Regions from separate parts of the Homo sapiens genome. Here regions 2, 3, 4, 5, 6 and 7 are each linked to region 1. The links are chromatin contacts, found by Hi-C or POLR2A ChIA-PET in ENCODE. All regions are on one chromosome and are shown on one strand. Each heading gives the region's core, a stretch centred on a gene start or an enhancer-like site at or near the end of the contact. The rest is flanking DNA. Distances are from core to core; before and after follow the strand shown.

The links. A loop is a pair of places that touch in the nucleus more often than their neighbours do. ChIA-PET counts read pairs that join two places held with the same protein, here RNA polymerase II (POLR2A). Pooled maps may share reads with other maps.
Region 2: a pooled map shows a loop between it and region 1 (5-fold over the local background). The contact joins the promoter of IFNAR2-IL10RB here to the promoter of RUNX1 in region 1. A Hi-C loop is called at or near these places in 1 of 37 single-sample maps with no recorded cell type and 5 of 50 pooled maps.
Region 3: a map of CD4-positive, alpha-beta memory T cell shows a loop between it and region 1 (11-fold over the local background). The contact joins the promoter of GART here to the promoter of RUNX1 in region 1. A Hi-C loop is called at or near these places in 1 of 168 maps with a recorded cell type or tissue (CD4-positive, alpha-beta memory T cell) and 7 of 50 pooled maps. POLR2A ChIA-PET finds 5 or more read pairs at or near these places in 1 of 52 experiments (activated naive CD4-positive, alpha-beta T cell).
Region 4: a map with no recorded cell type shows a loop between it and region 1 (5-fold over the local background). The contact joins the enhancer-like site here to the promoter of RUNX1 in region 1. A Hi-C loop is called at or near these places in 2 of 37 single-sample maps with no recorded cell type and 2 of 50 pooled maps.
Region 5: a map of natural killer cell shows a loop between it and region 1 (11-fold over the local background). The contact joins the promoter of MORC3 here to the promoter of RUNX1 in region 1. A Hi-C loop is called at or near these places in 1 of 168 maps with a recorded cell type or tissue (natural killer cell) and 9 of 50 pooled maps. POLR2A ChIA-PET finds 5 or more read pairs at or near these places in 3 of 52 experiments (activated CD4-positive, alpha-beta T cell, activated T-cell and endothelial cell of umbilical vein).
Region 6: a pooled map shows a loop between it and region 1 (4-fold over the local background). The contact joins the enhancer-like site here to the promoter of RUNX1 in region 1. A Hi-C loop is called at or near these places in 4 of 37 single-sample maps with no recorded cell type and 6 of 50 pooled maps.
Region 7: a loop to region 1 is called in a map of B cell, with 5 times the contacts of the local background. The contact joins the enhancer-like site here to the promoter of RUNX1 in region 1. A Hi-C loop is called at or near these places in 1 of 168 maps with a recorded cell type or tissue (B cell), 2 of 37 single-sample maps with no recorded cell type and 2 of 50 pooled maps. POLR2A ChIA-PET finds 5 or more read pairs at or near these places in 1 of 52 experiments (activated B cell).

What each region holds. Positions count from the first base shown.
Region 1 is chr21:35,047,506-35,050,804 of GRCh38, forward strand. It overlaps RUNX1 (RUNX family transcription factor 1), which reads right to left and starts at 1,797. Exons shown (of 9, transcript NM_001754.5): 1 at 1,663-1,797; 2 at 1,337-1,453. The coding sequence starts at 1,394. RefSeq lists enhancers at 1,020-1,159, 1,520-1,639.
Region 2 is chr21:33,228,216-33,231,514 of GRCh38, forward strand. IFNAR2-IL10RB (IFNAR2-IL10RB readthrough) reads left to right here and starts at 1,723. Exons shown (of 13, transcript NM_001414505.1): 1 at 1,723-2,001. IFNAR2 (interferon alpha and beta receptor subunit 2) reads left to right here and starts at 1,723. Exons shown (of 9, transcript NM_001289125.3): 1 at 1,723-2,001. RefSeq lists silencers at 1,540-1,999, 2,060-2,119, 2,140-2,189.
Region 3 is chr21:33,540,451-33,543,749 of GRCh38, forward strand. GART (phosphoribosylglycinamide formyltransferase, phosphoribosylglycinamide synthetase, phosphoribosylaminoimidazole synthetase) reads right to left here and starts at 1,667. Exons shown (of 22, transcript NM_000819.5): 1 at 1,615-1,667. SON (SON DNA and RNA binding protein) reads left to right here and starts at 2,588. Exons shown (of 12, transcript NM_138927.4): 1 at 2,588-2,719. The coding sequence starts at 2,643. RefSeq lists silencers at 1,543-1,832, 2,873-2,962 and enhancers at 1,983-2,432, 1,997-2,728, 2,633-2,692.
Region 4 is chr21:36,508,686-36,511,984 of GRCh38, forward strand. It overlaps a transcript of CLDN14 not described here. Among named protein-coding and RNA genes, the nearest start is that of CLDN14, 30 kb to the left of the region's middle. RefSeq lists an enhancer at 3,034-3,083. Within about 2 kb of position 1,491, at least 8 of the 41 ENCODE cell types and tissues checked have a DNase peak (open chromatin) inside an H3K27ac peak, as active enhancers do.
Region 5 is chr21:36,318,519-36,321,817 of GRCh38, forward strand. It overlaps MORC3 (MORC family CW-type zinc finger 3), which reads left to right and starts at 1,679. Exons shown (of 17, transcript NM_015358.3): 1 at 1,679-1,785. The coding sequence starts at 1,747. RefSeq lists a silencer at 1,803-2,262.
Region 6 is chr21:36,287,754-36,291,052 of GRCh38, forward strand. It overlaps DOP1B (DOP1 leucine zipper like protein B), which reads left to right. Exons shown (of 37, transcript NM_001320714.2): 33 at 261-397; 34 at 1,003-1,058; 35 at 1,292-1,453. Among named protein-coding and RNA genes, the nearest start is that of MORC3, 31 kb to the right of the region's middle. RefSeq lists a silencer at 2,040-2,089. Within about 2 kb of position 1,583, at least 8 of the 41 ENCODE cell types and tissues checked have a DNase peak (open chromatin) inside an H3K27ac peak, as active enhancers do.
Region 7 is chr21:36,253,362-36,256,660 of GRCh38, forward strand. It overlaps DOP1B (DOP1 leucine zipper like protein B), which reads left to right. Exons shown (of 37, transcript NM_001320714.2): 23 at 411-548. Among named protein-coding and RNA genes, the nearest start is that of MORC3, 65 kb to the right of the region's middle. RefSeq lists enhancers at 690-789, 2,560-2,609. Within about 2 kb of position 1,755, at least 3 of the 41 ENCODE cell types and tissues checked have a DNase peak (open chromatin) inside an H3K27ac peak, as active enhancers do; they include B cell, where a contact is called at or near this core.

The DNA.
Region 1 (3,299 bases), core at 547-3,046:
CCATCTCCAACACACACACACACACACACACACACACACACACACACACACACACACTCTCTCTCTCTCTCTCTCTCTCTCTCTCTCTCTCTCATCAAGTTTTTTAATTTCAGGGACCCGGAAACATACAGCCCCGTGCATTCACAATAGCATTTGCTGTGATAAAGTGGCCGGCAAGCCCTCTGCATTCCCCTGCTCACTTAGCTGTATGAATAAATAATGAGTCACAGATACAATTTGGGTGCTCAAGAGAGTTTGTAGCCAGAAAATTAATTATTCTCCCATCCCAGCCCACTCCATCTCAGCTTTGCCAAACCATCAAGATACACTTTGCAGGCACTGGTCAGAGTGCGTGCCCCGACGCACACGGCAATGCCTTTGAGACATTTTATGTTATTATTTTTGTTTGTTTAAGCACAGCCCTCTTTTACCACGAAAGATACACAAGACGCACATGCACACACATACTCACACACTCACAGCTCAACCACAGCTTTGTCCATTTCAAGAGGCTGGTTTCAAAAATGGAGACAGGTTTTCCACCCTGGCTGTTCCTATTCATAAGCCTGTAATCTAACGACTTAAGCTGCGAGAATGCTTAACTCGGGAAACTTCTCTATTGCCCTTTTCCAGAGAGACCTCGGTATGCCACAATTTGCTTCCTTTCTCTCTTGAAAGATGCTGGTTGTCTCTTTGCATTGAGGCTACAAGGAAAAACACAGCACAGCCCCATGCTGATGATTTTAACCTAACCAAGTCTGTCAGTCTCCTGTACTCTCTGCCTTATAGAGACAGCTGCCTTGCCACTTTGGCCCTGAAGTCCCCAGGCTGGTGCAAGGCTATCTGAGAGCCTCCGCCTCCTGCCCCACACTGGCACCAGCCCTCCTGGCTGGCTCTGTGCATGTGCCTGCTAAGCCCCAGGGCAGGCTGCATTCTGGGCCACACAGCATGCCGAGTTAAGGATAACTCAGACACAGGCATTCCGGGCAAGGGACAGCAAAATAAAACCCAGGGAGCTTCGTGCAAGCTTCATAATCTCTAAGCCTTTAAACAAGACCAGCACAACTTACTCGCACTTGACAAAGTTCTCACGCACCGACTGAACACTCCAACAGCATAACTAAGTATTTATTAAAACATTTCTGAAGAGCTTCCATCTGATTAGTAAGTAATCCAATAGACTTGTAATCATATGCCTCAGTTTGAATTCCTCTCACAAACAAGACAGGGAACTGGCAGGCACCGAGGCATCTCTGCACCGAGGTGAAACAAGCTGCCATTTCATTACAGGCAAAGCTGAGCAAAAGTAGATATTACAAGACCAGCATGTACTCACCTCTCATGAAGCACTGTGGGTACGAAGGAAATGACTCAAATATGCTGTCTGAAGCCATCGCTTCCTCCTGAAAATGCACCCTCTTCTGAAGGCGGGGGACTCAATGATTTCTTTTACCTTCGGAGCGAAAACCAAGACAGGTCACTGTTTCAGCCTCACCCCTCTAGCCCTACATCTCTCTTTCTTCTCCCCTCTGCTGGATACCTCTGGGACTCCCCAAGCCCTATTAAAAAATGCACCTTTGTAAAAACAAATATTCAAATTGTTAAAGATTAAAAAAAAAAAAAAAGCCAGCGCCGCCTTGGCTGTGGGTTGGTGATGCTCACCACGCTGCGAAACCCTGTGGTTTGCATTCAGTGTGATTCGTCCTGCCTGCTGACCACTATGCTGGGTTCAGACTTCTGACACTGCCAGGCTACCCAACTTGTGGTTCTGTGGTTGTTTATGAGGCCCAAAGAAGTTTTCACACAACCCAAATTACAAATTTAACTGTTCCCCTTTCCACAGCCCATCTCAATTGGTTCTTGCCAATCATGTGACTTAAGTGATGTCAATTTTTTTTTTTCTTTTCTGAGCAATGCCCTTCCTTCCCTCCACCTGCCCTCCCCCAGGCTGTGCAAGAAAATAGCCGAGTAGACTTTGCAAGAGGGGGGGATGTAGAAAAAAGTGACTCAGTCACTTATTATATCTCAATGGTCTTTGCTGATTTAGTACAACTCGGCTCCTGTTGTTATTTGTGGTTTTTGGAACTACTGATTATTTTGATAAAGATTTCATTGCTGCTTATTCAATAGTAATTCAACGCTGGCATCAAGCCGCTGCTCCGACAGGATGTGGATCCCATCATTTAAAATGCTAGGCATCAGCTCCGGGAGAGTTAAGTCCTTGGTAACGTCTATCATGGCATAAGTGAAACTATAAAAGGGAAAAATAAATAAAAAGAAATGTTTTGGTGAGAGTCTGACCCCTACAACGGGCTGGCAACTCACAGGTATTTTAAAGCCTGGGAAAGGGAAAGAATTTTACTTTTGAAATAAAAGGACTGTTTTAATGAAACCAAAATTATGTGGTTTTATTCCCCCTAAATGGACAACTTTAGTATGTATCTCTTTCAGTAAAGAGATAAAATCATAGTACAGTCTTAACACACACACACACACACACACACACACACACACACACACAAATTAGGAAGCTAAAGGAAAACAAAGCAGAGAGAATTTCTGTATTTGGGACAAAGCAGTGGTTACTCTGCAGATGTTTATTTGTATTGTCACTTGGGAAAGCTCCCTGTATTGCCTTTCTCTAGTTCAATTCAAATCAATAGGCTAATTTACACCTGTAGGTAAAACTACACTTTGAGCACATGAGGATGCCACAATAGAAGGGGAACCAGGAGGAGACACTTCTCCTGGGGCTGACTAATGAATATTATATAGCGCGTCCTCTACCTTAGAAAGACATGCCTGTTTGAAGATGCTAAAAACAGGATAATTTTGTAAGTGGGCAAACCACTGTGGTCACACGTATTTCATTTTCCGGCCCCACTGGCTTTACCTGCTGACAACTAAAACGTCATTTTGTTTTGTAGTTCCAAGATGAAGAAAGGCTTATTTTCCTGATTTACTACCTTATTCATTTGGCTCTGCTCTGCCTACATCCGCCATAGCACTCTGCGCACGTGAAATTTCGACACATAGGGTCAAGAGAACCTGTGTGATGATGGGTTGTAAATGCCAGTCCTGGATTCTAAGCTGCAGTAGCCAGCACAGGCACTTCAGAAAGGCTGAACTCCCACAACACTCCCTCGGTTTTCCCTCATCCACTTAATTTCACACACACAAAGACCCACAACGATAGTAGCTTCCATGGCACAAGTCTTTCAAAAGGAACAGACACAATTTTTACTTACTCCTGTTTTGACTAAAGCAGGAATTGAAACTCAACAGACCGCTTTCTCTTA
Region 2 (3,299 bases), core at 473-2,972, 1.8 Mb before region 1:
CGCCACCACACCTGGCTAATTTTTTTTTTTTTTTTTTTTTTTTTTTGGTATTTTTAGTAGAGACGGGGTTTCACCGTGTTAGCCAGGACTGCATTTGTTTTTTAAAAAATCTTTTTCCTAATTATATAAGTAAGGATGTTTACTGTAGAATGTTTGGAAAGGAAACAAAATAAAAATCACCTACTATCATCCAATCTGCAATAAGTCATAGTTAAGGTTTTGACATAGTTTTATTTTTAATATATATGTTTATATAAAAGAGTGCATGCAGCACATGGAGTTTGGTATTGGATTTCTCCCATTTTCAGAGGCTATTTCTGCAAATTCTCTAAAACTGTGGCTGAAAATATTTTCAATGTTGAATGTCTTTTATAAGAAATAGGATCCTAGATAAGTTCCCTTCAGATCGTATGGGGCTGGTGGGAATTCTGCCAAGGGTCACATAAGAGGCAGGACCGTGACATCCTCTTTATGATCACCCTTGTGCCTAGCCTTAAAGGAGTATCAGCAAATGTTGGTTGACTTCATAGATTAAAAGGCTCATTTTTCCCATCTACAAAAAGTATGAAACATCCTCCTCCTCCCTTTCCTAGGAGGCCAGAAAGCTGAACGAGAGATTAAATACTCAGTTAAAACAATTTAGGTGGTTAGTGTATCTTTTCCCTCTCCTTCAAAAAGATATTAACATTTCCATTTTAGTAGCTGTAATGTTTAGAATATACATACATTTTACTTGAAAGCTGCCTCATAGTCTATTTTGGTTTTGGATTTTCTTTTTTTTTTCGTTTTTCTTGAGACAGAGTTTCGCTCTTGTCTCCCAGGCTGGAGTGCAATGGTGCAATCTCAACTCACTGCAACCTCCACCTCCCAGGTTCAAGCAATTCTCCTGCCTCAGGCTCCCAAGTAACTGGGATTACAGGCGCCCGCCACCACGCCCAGCTAATTTTTGTATTTTTAGTACAGACAGGGTTTCACCATGTTGGTCAGGCTGGGTCTTGAAGTCCTGACCTCAGATGGTCCATCTGCCTTGGCCTCCCAAAGTGCTGAGATAACAGGTGTGAGCCACCGCTCCCGGCCTCATAGTCTATTTTAGAAGTTGACAGGCTATAAATAACAAGCAGACAAATTAATGAAGAACATCTGTCTTTCTGCCTATCCCGAAACACGTTGATCAGTGGGGGGTCGAGGGAAGGGTAGGAGTATGGAGAAGAGACCCGCGGAGAAGAGGGGAGAATCTACAACGGATAATGTTGTAGATATTTACAACATTTACTCAATGGTAGGTATTTTTATCCTCGTTTTACTAGTTGGAGAATTATATCATGCAGGTTTATACAATTAACAAGTGGGGGAGCCAGGAGAGAACCCATTCACTCTTTAGTTCATTCATTCATTCAGTCAGTCAACACATCTTTGGGTGTCTTCTAAATGCCAGGCACTATTCTAACCCCTAAGGATACTTCAGTAAACAAAACAGTCCCAAATTCTTCCCCTATGGAGCTTTCTCGGCGAAGGCGGGATTGGTTAGGAGCTGACAATCGGCAGCAGACGATTGTAAATGACCGGACCTTTTTTCTATTCTCCTGCCCAGCCCCCGGCCCGGCCTCCGCCTCCGGCCCTGCTCCAGCCCCGCCAGCGGCCCAGGACCCGCCCCTGGCTCCGGCCCCGCCCCTGGCTCCGCCCCCGCCCCCGCGCCGGCGGCGGCGCGGCGCCCGCGCTTCCGTATCGCTCCTCGTAGGCCGGGGCTCGGCGCGCGCACCCGCACTAAAGACGCTTCTTCCCGGCGGGTAGGAATCCCGCCGGCGAGCCGAACAGTTCCCCGAGCGCAGCCCGCGGACCACCACCCGGCCGCACGGGCCGCTTTTGTCCCCCGCCCGCCGCTTCTGTCCGAGAGGCCGCCCGCGAGGCGCATCCTGACCGCGAGCGTCGGGTCCCAGAGCCGGGCGCGGCTGGGGCCCGAGGCTAGCATCTCTCGGGAGCCGCAAGGCGAGAGCTGCAAAGGTAACGCAGCGTGGCGGGGTCGCGGGAGCGGAGCGCGTGGCCAGCTGACTGGAGGGAAAACGCCGCCTCCCTGCAGCGGTTCCCGGAATCCCCTCCGGTTCCCTCTCGCTCTCCCCGACTCCTCCTCCTCCTCCTGCCCTCCCTCTGCGTCTTGAGTATGCGGCTAGTGCGCCCTTCCTCTCTCCCGGGGCCGCACCTGCGACCCCAGGACCCCTCCCGGGCCCTGTCCTGCGCCCTCCACGCGTCGCCCCTGCTGGGAGTCCGCTTTCGTTGCACCCCTCCGCGTCCCACCCCACCCCACCAAGGATGCCCAGGATACCGGGCATTTGCCACTGCAAGATGTGAGTCGTTGCTAAGTTTGAGGGTCACATTCCTCCAGGTCCACCCCGCCTTGCAAAACCGGCTCACCAGCTGGGTGCTCAGGTTCGGGATCTCCAGCCCGCCCCCTTGAGGTCCCCTGGGATTAGCCCCCCTCGACCTGCGTCAGGGTCACAGACTGCAGCCGGGGCTGGAGCGGCCTACACCCCTCCGGATCCGCTGCGTGGAGGCAGGAGGGGGAAGGGGCGAGGGGACGTGGCCGCGGAGACAGAAGGGTGCACCCTCCCAGGGTCGGAGAGGGGAGATACTGGGAAGATACTCCGCGAATATGGAGAGGCGATCGGCACTTGCATTTCAACCCTGAGCAAATCAATCCGTTACACGCAGTAGCGAGTTGACTCCATCAGCCCGTTTATTTGGTTAGCGATGGTTATATTGACTCTGAGTATTCCCACCTCCTTTCTTTTAACATTTTTTTTTTTATTTCCTTGTTTTGTTTAGCAAGAAGTCTTAGAAACGAATATAGCATGCTTGGGCGTTGATTCAGTGGTGAGAAGTGCCGGAGCTGGCTCAGGGAGAGGTGGAGTTTCCCATGTGTGCTCACTGGCCCAGGGGCTAAGTCCCACTGCTTGCCAAGGTTTCTCAGTATCCTGTCCACCCACCCCCTATCCACCTGTGCAGGCTTGAGGGGGTGAGGGGGTAGCAGATACTCTATCAAAATCTACCCTAAGGAAAATATTCGATAAACACTCCTAGCAATTAGGGCATAGCTGATAAGGCTTGATCTGTTTGTCGCAGAAAATGACTTGAACTTGTAAGTTCTATTGTTCATAAAGTTGTTTTCCACAATTTTAGATAATCAAAAATGTACATGACTCATTTTTCTTACCTATTATTTCCTCTAAAGTTTCTCATGTATTTATTGAAAAGTTAAAGAAAATCTGATTTTGGTTCACATAATTTGACAATGGTGATTTGTC
Region 3 (3,299 bases), core at 417-2,916, 1.5 Mb before region 1:
AAGGATTTGGTATGTGGGCCATAGTTTGCTGACTCCTAATTCAAATAGCGCAATATGCTAGAATATTGGTAGAGAAGGCAAAAATCAAATTCCAACTCATTTCACTTTAGTTCTGGCACCTGAGACTTAGAAGGATGGATACAACAGCAGTGTAACCTAGGAGATTAACTGAAATGACATTTATAAATAAGTACAATCTGGCACTCAGCAGTAGTAAATGTTAACTTGTTACATTTACTTACCACAAGACAAACTGGTAACAGGAAAAAGAAAATTGAAAACTTATTTTGATGATGTTGGGATTACATATTTTAAGAAAAATGTAAGCTGACAATATACAAAACTAACATTTTTTTGAGCACTTAACCTTGGGCAGGGTACTATTTAAAATGCTTGTCATGAAAGAATCCTATGAGGGAGATACTATTACTATCACCAATTTGCAGATAAGACAAGGAGGCCCAGATAGGTAAATAACTTGCTGGAGGTCACACAGGTAAGAGGGGGTGGAGCCTAACAGAAGCAATTTTGCTTCAGATTCTCTCAACAAGTGAAACGATGATCATTGAAAATTTGAGAAAGGAAAAAAAAAAACCCTGTTAAATTACAGTCTCGGAAGGAACAGCTACTTTAGTGTAACGGGAAAACACATTTTACTTGCCATGTGTATCTGAAATAAACAGATTTTTTATTTTATTTATTTATTTATTTGTTTAGACAGTCTCTCTCTGTCGCCCAGGCTGGAGGGCAGTGGTGTGATCTCAGCTCACTACAACCTCCGCCTCCCGGGTTCAAGCGATTCTCTTGCCTCACAGCCTCCCAAGTAGCTGGGATTACGGGCGTGCGCCGCCACGCCAGGCGAATTTTTGTATTTTTAGTAGCGACGGGGTTTCACTACGTTGGCCAGGCTGGTCTCGAACTCCTGACCTCCAATGGTCAACCCACCTTGGCCTCCCAAGTGCTGGGATTACATCACATCCGGCCAGAAATAAACAGATCTTTAAATCTAGAGCAAATGTTACATCTTTAGTTTGAATATAGCAGTAGTGTGGGAAAATTCTGTTTACTCTAGTGGATCACTGAAAATAGCCTTACTACCCAGTGGTGAGGACGCCTGGGCTCCTGAGTCTCACACAGCGCCTTGGCCTGGGTAGAGACGCTGCCCCATACTAGCAGGAAGACCTTGGGGGACTTCACTAACCTTGGGCCTCATTCCTCAGAATGGGTAACATAAGCAGAATAAGACAGGCAAATAAAGCCGTATCAGAGGATATGGAGAATAAAGTAGAAACCAACTACAAAATTAACCAAGTAATCTGCCAGAGACAACGGGTGCATAAAGAGAAAGTACACCAATTTAGGGTTATGTCCTAAAAATGTATAAAGACACAAAAAGGCCTTGACATCTTAGAAAACAGGAAAAGTAAAAGAGCAAATAGAAACCAGCTAACAGTAGCAAGTGAAAAGCACATGGCCAACCCCCACCCACCGCATTTACAAACAACAGGAAAATTTCTACAAATCAGTTTCTATGGTTTCACTCAGTTCGCGATCTTAAATCCCCAAACCAAAGCCTAAGCGCGCTCCGTGTAAAAGCGGAGGGGGTTTACGCACCGACACCGGGTGGCCACCTGGTTCCCGCTTGCCCGCTCGCCGGAAGTCGGCCCACCGGGACCGGCGCGGGACCAGCGCGGCACCGCCCCTCACTGCCCCGCCCTACGACGGCTTCCCTGCCCCATTGGTCCGCGCGGCCCTGGGTCTCCGCGGCGAGAATCTAGTCTGATTCCCTCCCGCCCTGGGCGCTGCCTGACTGCTCCCCAGCCGAGACACCCAAGCCTTAGCACGTTTATAATGTGACAGTGGTACGGGGTGCCACGCAGTGTTTCCAGGAGCGCCGGGGGGGAGCGCCAAAATGCTAAACCCATTCTTAGCCAATTGTGCGCCGCTCACGAGTCAGAGCTGAGCAGCTACCGCGGAAAAATCTCGTGACACGCCTGACTCCTGATGAGACTAAAATGCACCGGGCTTTGAATGCCGGTCGCTTAGGACATCCGGCCTATTGCTAAAAAAAAAAATGAGGCTGGTTATAGAACGCACTGGGGAAGACACAGGGCAACAGCGAGTTCCTCCTCTCACATGCCAGTGGGGGCGGGGGCTGAAAAATTCTCTCCCGGATGCATATCCCTGTCGAAACTGAACTTGGCGCCACCTGAGAGCGCCTGAAAGCCGTGTGTTAAACACCGGGTTGCCCTTCTTGCTCTTCTTCCTCTTCGCCTTTAATCTCAGGCACTTAGCAAGCCTGTTAAGGCTCCCAAACACTGCTGGGGACTGACAACTTATGCGGACACGGTCGCCTCAAGAGAGACGGCTCCTGTAATGGCGCCTGCGTCAGACACTAACATGGCGGACATAGTCGTGCGCGGCGCAAACGTCAGCACCTCTACCCCAGCCGCTCAGAAACAGCAGAGGAGAGCAGGGCCGTGCTCACTGATTGGTCCCTCGGTGGAGCGGGCCGGACCGGGCATTCCCTTTGGAGCCAATCAGGAAGGCGAGAGACCGAATTGGCCCGTGCGCCTCCTCCCGAGGCATGCTGGGAGCCTGGAGGACTAGCGAGGAGGAGTTGAGAGAACGGAGCGGACGCCATGGCGACCAACATCGAGCAGATTTTTAGGTCTTTCGTGGTCAGTAAATTCCGGGAAATTCAACAGGAGCTTTCCAGGTAAACGCCTCCCAGATTCTTCTGCTCCCAACGGACCGTTAGGCCCTCACCTAGCCTTCTTTGGCACCTTTCTTCGGAGACGCAGTCGTTCCCCGGCTCAGGCCCCGCTAGGGCCCCGCCTGGGCCTGGGATCCATTTTCCGGGCCCCCCCCAACCGCCCCCCCAGCCGCTCCCTTCCTTTTCCCTCGAGGAACTTCGCCTTTTCCGAGGTAACCCAAGACTCCCTGTTTCAGAACCGAGTTAAGATGTTCACCCTTCTCCCCTGTTTGGGTCCCCCCTGCCGTTTAGCTACTCGTAGGCCCGGTTGTCCGCCAGGGACGGGCCTAGTTCCTTCCTCAGCTCCTCCTCCGCCGCCGCGTATCCCCTCCCCCTCTCGCCTCCGCGGATTTTGCCGGCCGGTGCCTATGACCGGAAAGGGTCTCTAACGGCCGTTTCTTGGTTAATCTTAAATCCTCTTTATTATTGCGAGCTTCAGACCGCTTGGGGGTCTGGATCTATTAATAAGATTATTCGGGGCCTAGTGTCCTGTAGTATCTGTCAGCCGTTCTGATAGTTAAATGTTTCAATTAAAACGAACTCA
Region 4 (3,299 bases), core at 241-2,740, 1.5 Mb after region 1:
CTTGGGAAGAAACCACCGAGGTTTCTGTTAGCCAGGGTGGGCCAGCTGAATGTCTGCAACATCACTGAAAACAGTCACAAGTTGGAGAGACAATGGTCTTTTTAGCACTCCCCTTGGGGGAAGCAGTGTGGGAGATGGAAGGTTCTGGAGTAAGGGGTTATGCCTCGAGGGGCTGGCTTCAGGACATTGTCCTGTGGGTTGGTAGGCGTCCTTAATTGTGGGGCTTTTGTTTTGCTGAGAGGAGGCTGCAAGTTTGAGGCAAAAAATGAATTCTCTGGAGGTAAAGAAGCCGCTGAGGCTGCTCCCCGCTGGCCCTTTCTTCCTGCTGGGCCTTTCCTTTATTTATTTAGAGTACTCAGCCTTTCCTCTAGGTAAATATTGAAAGAATATATAAAAACCAATAGTTTAAACAGTGTCAAATTATTATCCTGTCTCCACCTGGCCCTGGGCATGGCTGCGGTGTGTATTGTGCTAGGTTCTGACTCTCTTTGGTTGAGCAGGAGGCGGCCCTAGCGCCACAGGTGGAGATGGCTGCCCACCTGCTGTGAAGGCACTTCCGGTGTCCGCCATCTTGGGAGCAGCTCAGACCGGAAACCACAGGCTGGAGAACGCAACTGGGAATGGAAAGCAGGAGTGGCTCTTTGTGTTGCTTTGGGCTGAATTAGGAGAAGGGTAGATGTTTGGAGGTGGTGTTGGCTGCAGGGAAGAAGGAGTTAGAATGGGATGAAAATTTTTGGCCCAGAGAAGGGGAGCAGTGGTTGTTGGCTGAGGCATTTATTGAAGGATTCCCATGGAGAAGATACATATGGTTGGGGGCAGAGTCCCTGTTGAGAGGGAGTGCTGCCAGTTCCATACAGAAATTCCTTCTCCCTGACAACCGCAGATGTCTTAGCAGCATTGCTTTTATTTTTTATTTATTTATTTATTTTTGAGACTGGGTCTCACTCTGTCACAGGCTGGAGTGCAGTGGCGCAATCTCTGCTCATTGCAACCTCCGCCTCCCGGCTTCAAGTGATTCTAATGCGTCAGCCTCCCGAGTAGCTGGGACTACAGGCACACGCCACCACACCCAGCTAATTTTTGTATTTTTAGTAGAGATGGGGTTTCACTGTGCTGACCAGGCTAGTCTCGAACTCCTGACCTCGTAATCCGCCCACCTCAGCCTCCCAAAGTACTGGGATTACAGACGTGAGCCACCCGCGCCTGGCCCAGCAGCATTGCTTTTAGACTGACAGCTTAGAAACCAAAAGTCTGTTTACTGGCCACCTACACAACCTGTCAATCCCTAAACAACCTGAAGGTTTAGTGCCCTACCATAGACACCCTGTAACCCATTAAGAGGTCCAGCCTTTGCTACAGCAAATGGTGTAAACTCCCACGGCCCAGTTATGTCCAGGGCTCAGTTGGGTTTTTGGCCTCTTTATCCTCAAATGGGGAAAGCATAGCTCTGGGCCAGTCAAGCGCTGAGCTGATCCAAGACATTCTTCCACCCGCCAGACTGGAAATACCGGAAAAGCGGTGGCAGCTGCCCTCAGAGGCAGTGTCAGTATTTTCTTTCCTTTTGGCCAGTTCCGTTTTGACTAGAAACTGGAATCATAATTATAATGCTACATGTTTACAGATTTTAAGTAATTGATCCCTTGGAGTCCTCTTTTGGGGGAAAAGCATTCTACCCACCTCATACATCAGGAAAACAAGAGGCCATATGGTTTGGCTGGGCTGGGTGGTCTCTGGTGTCAGTAGGAGAGTGGAGACTGCGGCTTCAACAGTTCTTGACTTCTTGGCTTGTGTCCAGATCTCTGGGCCTTGCAGCCCCTAGAAAGGTGACACATGAGAAACCGAAGTGGACCAGACCATAAACTCTCAGGAGCAGTTACCTCTAGAGAGGAGGGCAGGCCTCGTGGCCCTGCCTGTGCCTGTTTCTCTTGGAGGGACAGGTTGGAGAGGAGGAAAACCCCTTACTACAGGAGTGTTTCACCTACCTTTAATTACCAGTTAAAACAAAACATTCTGTAATGAAAATTCCCCTTGAAAGAAACTCCAAGTTGCTGTGAAGGTTTCATCTTTCCCTTTTGAATCCCAAGGTCTGCAGCCATGTAATCCAATGTTGGTCTGGAAAAATATCTGGCTACAGAAAAACCCACATGGGGTGTTGGGGACGCCAGTAAAGGGCAGGAGGTTGGATCTTGTACAGTAGCCCTTAGCAAAATCCTTCAGGTCAAGCCCTGGTCTACTTATTAAGAACCCTCTTAACCCTTTTAATAAGAGGTAGATATGTTTTCTTCTGATTCTACCTTCTCTATTGCCAGCAATGTTTGTCCTCAATAAATTAATGTGAGTTGGTGGTGGATGTAGAAAAGGGGAGAAGGGAAACCTAGTTCTCCGATGGTCATGGCTATTTCAAGATAAGGGAAGTGGCAGAAACACGGAGGGAGGCAGGCCGGGGAGCCTCCAACCCCAACAGGTGAAGACACACATAGAGGCATGCAAGTCAGCAAACAAATTCAGGCTGGGTTCCCAGAGGGAAATGTTTGTGTTTTTTTCTAAGTGAGCAGGTGTAGTTAAGCACACCCTTTTCACGGTGCGTTGAAGCAGATTTCCAGCCCTGTTTGGAAGCACAACGTTGCCATCTCAATGGGTTGTCCTTCTGAACCCATAATAGCTGTTTACTTAGACCAGATCCCGTATTGCCTTGTGTCATTGTCCAATTTTCCTATGTGGATTTTACCAATTCAGTTGTAGATGTCTTAGTAACAGGGACCAGAATTTTTCCATAATCAATAGTAGTTTAAATGATTGAACAAAAAGTTTCCTCTTGTGTGCAATCAGCTGAGGAACGTAAACTAATTTCAGTCTCATTCCTAGTGCCTGATTTTTCTTCCATCATTCTAGGTTTCCTGTCTGGCCCACACTTCGAGAGTCCTCCCTGCTGCAGGGAGCACATCTGTGAGCCATGTGTTTCCTTTCTTTCCTCCTGTACAATGGTAATTTTTTTCTTAGCTACTACAGGAAGCCCAGCAGATTCAGATGTACAAGAAGCCACACCAAGACCTAAGATGATATTCACTGATGTTATCAGCAGGTTGATGCCAACATCTGCCTAGAGAGTGGTTACCCTGAGAAGTTTACCCCAGTTCTAAGTTTGGTTGGTCTGTTCTGAGGTGATAGCCTCGTACTGAAGTAATTTCTCCCCACCAAAGGGTCTAGAATAGGTTTATTTGTAATCTATTTTATGTAGCTGTGACTGCCTCAAGACACCTCAAAGGGTTATTAAGAGTGTGTGTCTAGGCATGTGGGTA
Region 5 (3,299 bases), core at 429-2,928, 1.3 Mb after region 1:
AGACGAGAGTCTCGCTCTGTTGCCCAGACTGAGTGCAGTGGTGAGAACATGGCTCATTACAGCCTCAGTCTCCCAGGGTCAAGTAGTCCTCCCCACCTCAGCCTCCCAAGTAGCTGGAACCACAGGCGTGCGCCCCCAAGCACAATTAATTTTTTTTTTTTTTTGAGATGGAGTTTCGCTCTTGTTGTCCCGGCTGGAGTGCAGTGGTGTGATCTTGGCTCACCGCAACCTCCACCTCCTGGGTTCAAGTGATTCTCCTGCCTCAGCCTCTCCAGTAGCTGGGATTACGGGCATGTGCCACCACACCCGGCTAATTTTGTATTTTTAGTAGAGATGGGGTTTCGCCATGTTGGTCAGGCTGGTCTCAAACACCCGACCTCAAGTGATCTGCCCGCCTTAGCCTCCCAAGGTGCTGGGATTACAGGTGTGAGCCACCACGCCCTGCCAGCTAATTCAATTTTTTTTTTGTAAAGATGAGGTCTCCTCGTGTTGCCCAGGCTCGTCTCGAACTCCTGGGTTCAAGAGACCCTCGCAATGTAGCCTCTCAAAGTGCTGAGATTACAGACATGAGCCACTGCACCCAGCCAATTTCTCTTTCTAAAAATAATTAATTTTTTTGAGACAGTCTCACTCTGTCGCCCAGGCTGGAGTACAGTGGCGCGATCTGGGCTCACTGCAACCTCCTTGTCCTGGGTTCACCCACTTCTCCTGCCTCAGCCCCCCGAGTAGCTGGGATTACAGGCGCCCACTAATATGCCCAGCTAATTTTTGTATTTTTAGTAGAGATGGGGTTTCACCATGTTGGCCAGGCTGGTCTTGAACCCCTATCAAGTGAACCCCCAACCTCGACCTCCCAATGTGTTGGGATTATAGGCATGAGCCACTGCACCGGCCTTATGCCTTTAGGACTCTTATTTATTTATTTTGAGACGGAGTTTCACTCTTGTTGCCCAGGGTGGAGTGCAATGGCGCAATCTCGGCTCATTGCAACCTCCGCCTCCTGGGTTCAAGCATTCTCCTGCTTCAGCCTTCCGAGTAGCTGGGATTACAGGCATGTACCACCACGCCCGGCTAATTTTGTATTTTTAGTAGAGATGGGATTTCTCCATGTTGGTCAGGCTGGTCTCGAACTCCCGAAGTCAGGTGATCCGCCCGCCCACCTCGGCCTCCCAAAGTGCTGGGATTACAAGCGTGAGCTACCGCGCCCGGCCCCAGAACTCTTTTTTTTTTTTTTAAATCATGAGTTAGATTGATAGTTTTCAGGGCAAATCCAAACAGTCTACATTAATTTCCGTCTTTATTTCGTTAAGGTTTCACATGGACACTGGTGGATATGGAATGGCTTTTTTCTGCGCAATTCACATCCGACCAGGTCAAGTGACTGGAGTTCACCGGTCTCGGGTATACCGCATCTCGCGCCAGGCTTCAAACTCTAGATCCCCGAGTCTCGAGCTCCAGCTGGGTGTCGAGACGGGTACGGGCCGGCCGCGCCTCGCGCATGCGCCCTAGGCCCGCAGGGCCCCGCGCTGGAAGCTCAGCTCCCACTGTACCCTGCTTTAACCAGTCAGGCAATTCATCTTCCCCAAGCTCCCAATTCGGCATTGCCTGGAGGCGGAAGTGGGTGGGAGGGGCCAGACGTGCGCCCCTCCCCGGAAGTGGGCGGTACCCATAGGGCTCCACAGTCGTTCCGCCACCTCCCAGTCGGGTTGCGGCGGAGGCCGTTCCTGGCTTTGTAGCTCGCTCAAGATGGCGGCGCAGCCACCCCGCGGGATACGCCTCAGCGCGGTGAGCAGCCGCGAGGGGTGGAGCGGGCCGTGTCCCAGGAGGGCGGGCGGGCAAGCGAAGGGGGGCCGGCAGTGGGCGGTGGCGGCTTGTGGGGCCGACGCGGCGGCGGGGGCTGCGGCGGGGCCCGGGGAGGGGGCGGCCATCTCGCTCCCGTCGGCGGAACAGCTCGGCTGCGGGCCGGGCTGCGTTCCGTCGCCTCTGCATTGTGTTTCTGTTTTGCTTCGGGGCGGGCCAGGGTCGCGGCTCCTCCTCCCAGCTCCCTCCTAGTCTCCCAGCAGCTGTCGTCCGCGGGCGAGGCCTCGGCGGGAGATCGGTCTGCTCTCGGGGCCGCGGGGCCCCTGACCCTCTTCTGTCCGCTGGGCGTCGTGGTGGGAGGGAGCGGGTTCCGCGTCCAGAAACGCCGGCGGCCTCGACGTCCCGGGGGCGGGGGGACGGGGCTGCGGGCCTGCCTGCGGGCGAGTGGAGTCAGGATGAGTGTGCCTGATGCCTGTCAGTGCCTGCAGCTTCCTTGGCAGTGGAAGCCTTGGGGCCCAGACCCTAGATCGCTGAGCTCGAGCTCTCCTCTTTATCCCGCGTTGCGTCTGTTTTGGGGCGTTTCGAGTTCTTGGAAACCCTGTGAACATTTCTTGTATCTTAAATCGTAGGGAGCGGTCACACAAGATAACTTGAAATCTCACGTCCAGGAAATGTGGGCGTGGCTTCCCCACCTGATTATCCTAAAAAACTTTTCTACCTTGTGAGCGCAGTTGATGTTATGCTGAAATGTTCCTCTTTTCTGGAGGTTGTTGACTTTTGCCAAAGAATGACTGCCCTAGTGCCACTAATTTTAACATTCGAATGGGTAGTGACTCCTTGGGGTACAAACACGTAGTGAATAATTGGTGCATTGCTCTGGGACTTTCATTCGTTTAGGCAGATTCTAACACCTGGTTTTGACGGACTTTAAATTTTTTCTAGTCCGATATTTGTGAAATGATATTTGCTTTTACTTGCGTTTCCTTGACTGTTTGTGTTGTTGAGCTCTTCGCATGTATTAGTCTTTGTGGTTTTTTGTTTTGTTTTTTTGAATTGCCTATTCATATCCTTTGACCATTTTCTGTTTTTCTTTTGGGAGGATCTTTATTGATTTGTAAGAGTTCTTTACGTATTCTGGATAAAGGTCCATCCTTTCGTTATGTAACTAGCTTATTGAGTGAGCTAGGCTTTAGTAGTTTGAAAATAGAGGACAATTTTATTCTTTTTTTCTTTTTTTTTTTTTTAACCACTGAGTGTAAACATTAATTATTCCCCACTTGTGTGAATCTGGGTTGACTAACGCTTTCCCATTAGCTTAAGGTATTGTAAAGTCTGGCCTTACCTAGTTTAAAATCTCTATTCTCTCTCCCTCCCTTTTCCCCCTCTCTTTCCCCTATCTCCTTTCCCCACTTCTCTCTCCTTCCTCTCTCGAGGTTGAGTCTTGTTCAGGCCCAGAAACCTGTAGTGGAGAAACGGAGTGAGTTGATTTCCTGTTTCTG
Region 6 (3,299 bases), core at 333-2,832, 1.2 Mb after region 1:
TTTTTGTATTTTTAGTAGAGATGGGGTTTTACCATATTGGCCAGGCTGGCCTCGAACTCCTTATCTTGTTATCCGCCCGCCTCGGCCTCCCAAAGTGCTGGGATTACAAGTGCGAGCCACCAAGCCTGGCCTGTAACACTCATTCCTTACACTGGGTTGTTACTAGAATGTCAGAACAGTCACAGTTTTATTTTTCTTTGTCTGATAAGAAACCCTAAACTGCATATTTGTGTAACATCTTTACAATCTTCTTTCCTTAGAACGCCTGACAGACAATCTCAGAGTTGGACAGACATCCATAGTTGCTGCTCAGATGTTTCTTTTTTTCAGAGTTTTGCTGCTAAGAATATCTCCTCAACATTTGACTTCATTGTGGCCAATAATGGTCTCTGAATTGGTGAGTACAAGTATTGTAAGTTTGAAAGCAAGGTTGGAGCTTTTTAAAATGCTTTTTCAGTAACATAACGTACTATTTCCTATGTATCCCATTTTATCTAAATGTTATTTTTAATCAGGTTGGTAGCACATGGTTAGCTCTTGGTTAAACAGAGAATATTTTACTCTATGATCATATTTGATCTCTCACCCTGTCAGTTATTCCAACTAACTTGTACCATTTGATAATACTTACTAGTTTTTTATATACATATAAATTTGGGCTGGGCGTGGTAGCTTATGCCTGTAATCCCAGCACTTCGGGAGGCTAAGGTGGATGGATCACTTGAGCCCAGGAGTTCGAGACTAGCCTGGGCAACATGGTGAAACTCCTTGTCTACAAAAAAATACAAAAATTAATTCGGCATGGCGGGAAGTTGCATCTGCAGAAGGTTGAGGCTGCAGTGAGCCATGATTGTACCACTGCACTCCAGACTGGGTGACAGAGTAAGACCCCGTCTTATTCATTCATTCATAAATTAATCGATTTTTAAAAATAAGTAAAAAAAAATATTTGGGTAGATTTAATCTGTCTCAGATAGTAACTTGAATGCATTTTTTTTTCAGATTCAGACATTCACACAGCTTGAAGAAGATCTAAAAGATGAAGATGAGTCATTGAGGTAAGCAGTACAAGATCTGTACACAAGAGGAAAAGATAGTCACGATTAAAGCACGTCACTTTAGATATAGAGTTGTCTAATGTTAAATGCTGTTATCTTGAAGTACTTGTGAAAGGACCAGCTATTCCAAAAATTTCTTAAAAAGAAAATTCTTCTGAGGGACAGGTCATAGGTGAATGGACTATAACAGATCTGAATGAATTTATAACAAGCGTTTCTTTGCAAATTTATAGAAGCACCAACAAAGTAAACAGAACGAAAGTTTCAGTCCCGGATGCAAATGGACCCTCAGTGGGGGAGATACCCCAGAGTGAACTCATCTTGTATTTATCAGCTTGCAAATTCTTGGACACAGCGCTTTCTTTTCCACCTGACAAGATGCCATTATTTCAAATGTAAGTCAGATAGGATCGTGTGTCCTTTTTGAAGTAAGAGATTTTGTTTTTTCCTTTTAAGCACTTTCACTTGTTTTTCATGTACAGTTTATGGGAAACCACCATCTGGGTTTCTAGTGACAGCTAAGCCAGCTCGGAATACCAAGTTTCAGATTACTTGCAACATCTGTGGCTCTGCAAATTTGGCTCACAGGAGTGTTTATGAATGTGTTTCTATGGTGTGTGTGTGTGTGTGTGTGTGTGTGTGTGTGTGTGTGTGTGTGTGTGTGGTTTTTGCTACTGAATGCTTATAAAACAGGGCTTACCCACTGGTGCTCCTCACTGCCTTTGTGTAGACCTTTTTGTCTGTGTTTAGTTAGATACAAATGCCTTTATTTGGAGCCTGCCATCTCCGATTCACTTTGCCCCATAGGCTTATGTTTCCTGCCGGCTTAGCACAGCTGCTCATTTGTTTAATTTCATGACCAGCCCCAGAGGCTATTTCTCTCTCTCCTACCCCCACAAAGAGAGTAATCATATAGAAATGTTTGTGGTTAAAGAGCGGGTTCTCTTAAATGCACATTGCTAAGTGAAAGAAGCCAGTCTGAAAAGGCTACACACTGTATGATTCCAACCATGTGACATTCTGGAAAAGGCAAAACCATGGAGACAGTAAAAAGATCAGTGGTCGCCAGGGGTTGGGGAGAGGGAGGCAGGGATGAATGGGTGAAGCACAGAGGATTTTTAGGGCAGTGAAATTATTGCATACAGAGCTATAATGGTAGATCCATGTCATTGTCCATTTCTCCAAATCCATACAATGTACACCACCAAGAGTGAACCCTGATGTAAACTCTGGACTTGGGAGGATAACAGTGAGTCAGTAGAGGCTCTTCAGTTTTAACAAATGTACCACTCTGGTGCAGGATGTTGATAATACGGCAGGCTTGTATGTATGTAGGATGGGATGTACGGGAACTACTTTCTACTCCATTTTGCTGTGAACCTAAAGCTGTTCTGCAAAAGAAAGTCTTTTAGTTTTTAAAAAGCAGGTTTGGGCCGGACGTGGTGTCTCATACGTGTAATACTAGCACTTTAGGAGGCTGAGGCGGGTGGATCACCTGAGGTTGGGAGTTCGAGACCAGCCTGGCCAACATGGCGAAACCCTGTCTCAACTAAAAACACAAAAATTAGGCCAGGTACCGTGGCTCACACCTGTAATCCCAGCACTTTGGGAGGCCAAGGTGGGTGGATCACTTGAGGCCAGGAGTTCAAGACCAGCCCGGCCAACATGGTGAAAAACCCTGTCTCTACTAAAAATACAAAAATTAGGCCAGGCGCGATGGCTCACACCTGTAATCCCAGCACTTTGGGAGGCCAAGGTGGTTGGATCACCTGAGTTTGGGATCAGCCTGACCAACATGGAGAAAATCCATCTCTACTAAAAATACAAAATTAGCTGGGCATGGTGGCGTATGCCTGTAATCCCAGCTACTTGGGAGGCTGAGGCAGGAGAATCGCTTGAACCTGGGAGGCAGAGGTTGCAGTGAGCCAAGATCATGCCATCTGCCATTGCACTCCAGCCTGGGCAACAAAAGCGAGACTCCATCTCAAAAAAAAAAAAAAATACAAAAATTAGCCAGATGTGGTGGTGGGCGCCTGTAATCCCAGCTACTTCGGAAGCTGAGGAAGGAGAATCACTTGAACCCGAGAGGCAGAGGTTGCAGTGAGCCGACATCGCACCACTGCACTCCAGCCTAGGCAACAGAGCGAGACTCCCCCTCAAAAAAAAAAGAGGCCGGGCACAGTGGCTCATGTCTGTAACCCCAGCACTTTGGGAGGCCGAGGCAGGCGGATCATGAGGTCA
Region 7 (3,299 bases), core at 505-3,004, 1.2 Mb after region 1:
ATGTTGTTCCCCTGGGTGGAGCCTTTACCTAGTTCAATAGGAAATGTTTGTTTAAGAGATTAAAACAGGCCGGGCGCGGTGGCGGCTCATGCCTGTAATCCCAGCACTTTGGAAGACCGAGGCGGGCAGATCACCTGAGGTCGGGAGTTTGAGACCAGCCTAGCCAACATGGCGAAACCTCATCTCTACTAAAAATACAAAACTTAGCTGGGCGTGGTGGTGGCCAAGATCGCACCACTGCACTCCAGCCTGGGTGACAGAGTGAGACCGTGTTTCAAAAAAAAAAAAAAAGAGATGAAAACAGATTGATTTCTCCAGGGACGACTACTGTAGAATACAATAAGGATGTGTCATCCTTATTTTTACTTTCTCTCTATAAGCTTTCAAGGAACTTTTTTTTTTCTTGGCAGATTATCCCAACGGCAAGTGCATCCCAGCTAACCCTTGTCGACTTGGTGTGTGCACTCAGCACCCTGCAGACTGACACGCTGCTGCACCTGGTGAAGGAGGTGGTGAAGAGGCCACCCCAAGTCAAAGGGGGTGATGAGGTGAGGAGCCTGGGGAAGCCTCTGGGCTTCTGCAGATTAGTGGGTGGCATTTGTCATAACTCTACTTCCTTATAAATCGTGTTTGGGAGGGAAGGATAGGTAACAAGAGCTAGTGGGAATGCTTGGGGTAGTGAAGTGGAGGTGCTGTTTGCTGTGCTTTGGGGGAGACCTATGAAGATCTGGTGCTTCTTTTTTAAGTTGGGAACTGCCTGAGGTCAGGGGCTCTCATTCCTTGTACCCTGCTGCTGAGGACACTGCCTGGTACATGGGTTAGCGCCTTCTGGGCACCAAGTGGAATAAAATCTTTAGAAAGAGGAAATGGCACCTGCCTCAAGGAGCTCGCAGCCATAAAGATGCCAAAGATAAACAAAACCAGACTCTAGTGAAAGATGGTAAAGACAGATGTGATTCAATAACCACTGCGGTAAGGGAAAGTGTTGGGTTCAGTTTAGATTTGTGTGGAGATGACTGGGAAAGGATGAGGGAGGAGGGAGGGGGAAGGAGCAGGAAGTTTAAGGAGAGTTGGAGAAGTAGAAAATTACAAAAGAGCAGGTGGGGAGGCTGCTCAGTCCATAGATGTGATTAGGCCATCTGGGTTTGCTAACTGGGGCTTATCCAAATGAGGCTCCTACCCTCCCACAGAGGCTGGGAGATCGAGACTCTGTCTTTCTTGATGATTCTGTTTCAAAGGGATGGCTCCCAGGTCCTTGAGAAACACATTCCTAGGTTGTGGGAGACACATACACATCTCAAAGGGACAGAGAAAGTATTTATCATTGTAAACTTAAAAGAAAATGCTCTAAGAAAGGGAGGTCAGGGGTCTCGCAGGAACAAACAGTAAATTATTTGGCAACCTTGAGCTTTCTCGGACAAGTGTTTGAAGAGGACTGGTGTCCCCATCCTAGGGATCCATGCTAGTGTTGTTTGGGGCTGTGGGGGTGGACAGAATCATTTGTCAAGCAGAGGGCTCAGAGGAGCCTAGCTAGAATCAGCTCAAGGAGAGAGTCTTTGTCAAGGGCAAATTAAAATTTGTGTAACTTTTTTTTTTTTTTTTTTTTGAGACACAGTTTCACTCTGTCACCCAGGCTGGAGTGCAGTGGTGCGATCTCAGCTCATTGCAACCTCCACCTCCTGGGCTCAAGTGATTCTTGTGCCTCAGCCTCCTGGGTAGCTGGGAGTACAGGTGCATGCTATCACTCCTGGCTAACTTTTGGTTTTGTTTTGTTTTGTTTAGTTTTTTCGAGATGAAGTCTCACTTTGTCGCCCAGGCTGGAGTACAGTGGTGCAATCTCAGCCCACTGCAACCCCGCCCCTGGGGTTCAAGTGATTCTTGTGTCTCAGCTTCCTGAGTAGCTGGGATTACAGGTGCGCACCACCAAGCCCGGCTAATTTTTGTATTTTTTTTTTTCTTTTAGTAGAGACGGGATTTTGCTATGTTGGCCAGACTGGTCTTGAACTCCACTTGCCTTGGCCTCCCGAAGTCCTGGGATTACAGGCGTGAGCCACCGTGCCCGGCCAAAATTTGCATAATTTTTTTTAAAACTTTTTTTTTTTTAAGACAGGATCTCACTGTCACCCAGGCTGCAGTGCAGTGGCACAATCACAGCTCACCATAGCCTCGACCTCCCCAGGCTCAAATGATCTTCCCAAATAGCTGAGACCACACATGCACACCACCACACCTGGCTAATTTTTATATTTTTTGTAGTGACGGGGTTTGCCACATTGCCCAGGCTGGTCTGGAACTCCTAGGCTCAAGCAATCCTCCTGCCTCGGCCTCCCAAAGTGCTGGGATTACGGGCGAGAGCCACCATGCCTGGCTGCATAATTTTTTATAAAGGTAGAAAATAAATGTCAGAGAACATAACTAATGATAGACACTCTGAGAAAGAGGAGATTTCATCTGGCTGCTGTGAAACAGAAACCTTCAGGGTGATGTCATTGAACCGAGAAGTTCCTTGTAATTTTTCTGCTCAATTTCATTACAGCAGCCTGGAGGGCCCATGTTGTCTAGAGAGCTTCTTCAATTATACACGGTGGATTTAAAACAGGGCAAGCTGTGTGGTTTAATATTTGCATTCCCTTAGAGTCTTCTATTTCTGTTTTTACCAAAGCAGTCTTCATCATTGAAAGCAGCAGAGCTGTTTTGCTCTTAATTAACTAATTTAATAAAAACCAGGGATTTATTTCAATCTTGAAATAATTGCCTTCTGTCGAACAGTTTAAAATCATACAGTTAGCAAAAATTTAAGAATAATCTAAATGAAAATTAGGGGGGCCGGGCATGGTGGCTCATGCCTGTAGTCCTAGCACTTTAGTCCAGGAGTTCGAGACCAGCCTGGGCAATGTAGGGAGACATCATCTCTACAGTAAATTTAAAAATTAGCTGGGTGTGGTAGTGCACACCTGTAGTCCCAGCCACTTGGGAGGCTGAGACAGGAGGATCAGTTGAGCACAGGAGTTCGAGGTTGCAGTGAGCTATGATTGAGCCACTGCACTCCAGCCTGGGTGACAGAGTGAGACCCTGTCCAAAAAAAAGAAAATTCGTGCAATGGAAAAAGTGATTATTAAAAAATATAGCTATACTTGAACAGGTGTTTGTGTACCGATGTTCATAGCAGCATTATTCACAGCAGCCAAAAGGTGGACGCAATCCCTGTGTGTCTCAGTGGGTGTGCGGATAACAAAGTGAGATCTGTGCGTGCAGCGCGTTAGTACTCAGCCTCGAGAGGAATGAAATTCTGACACGTG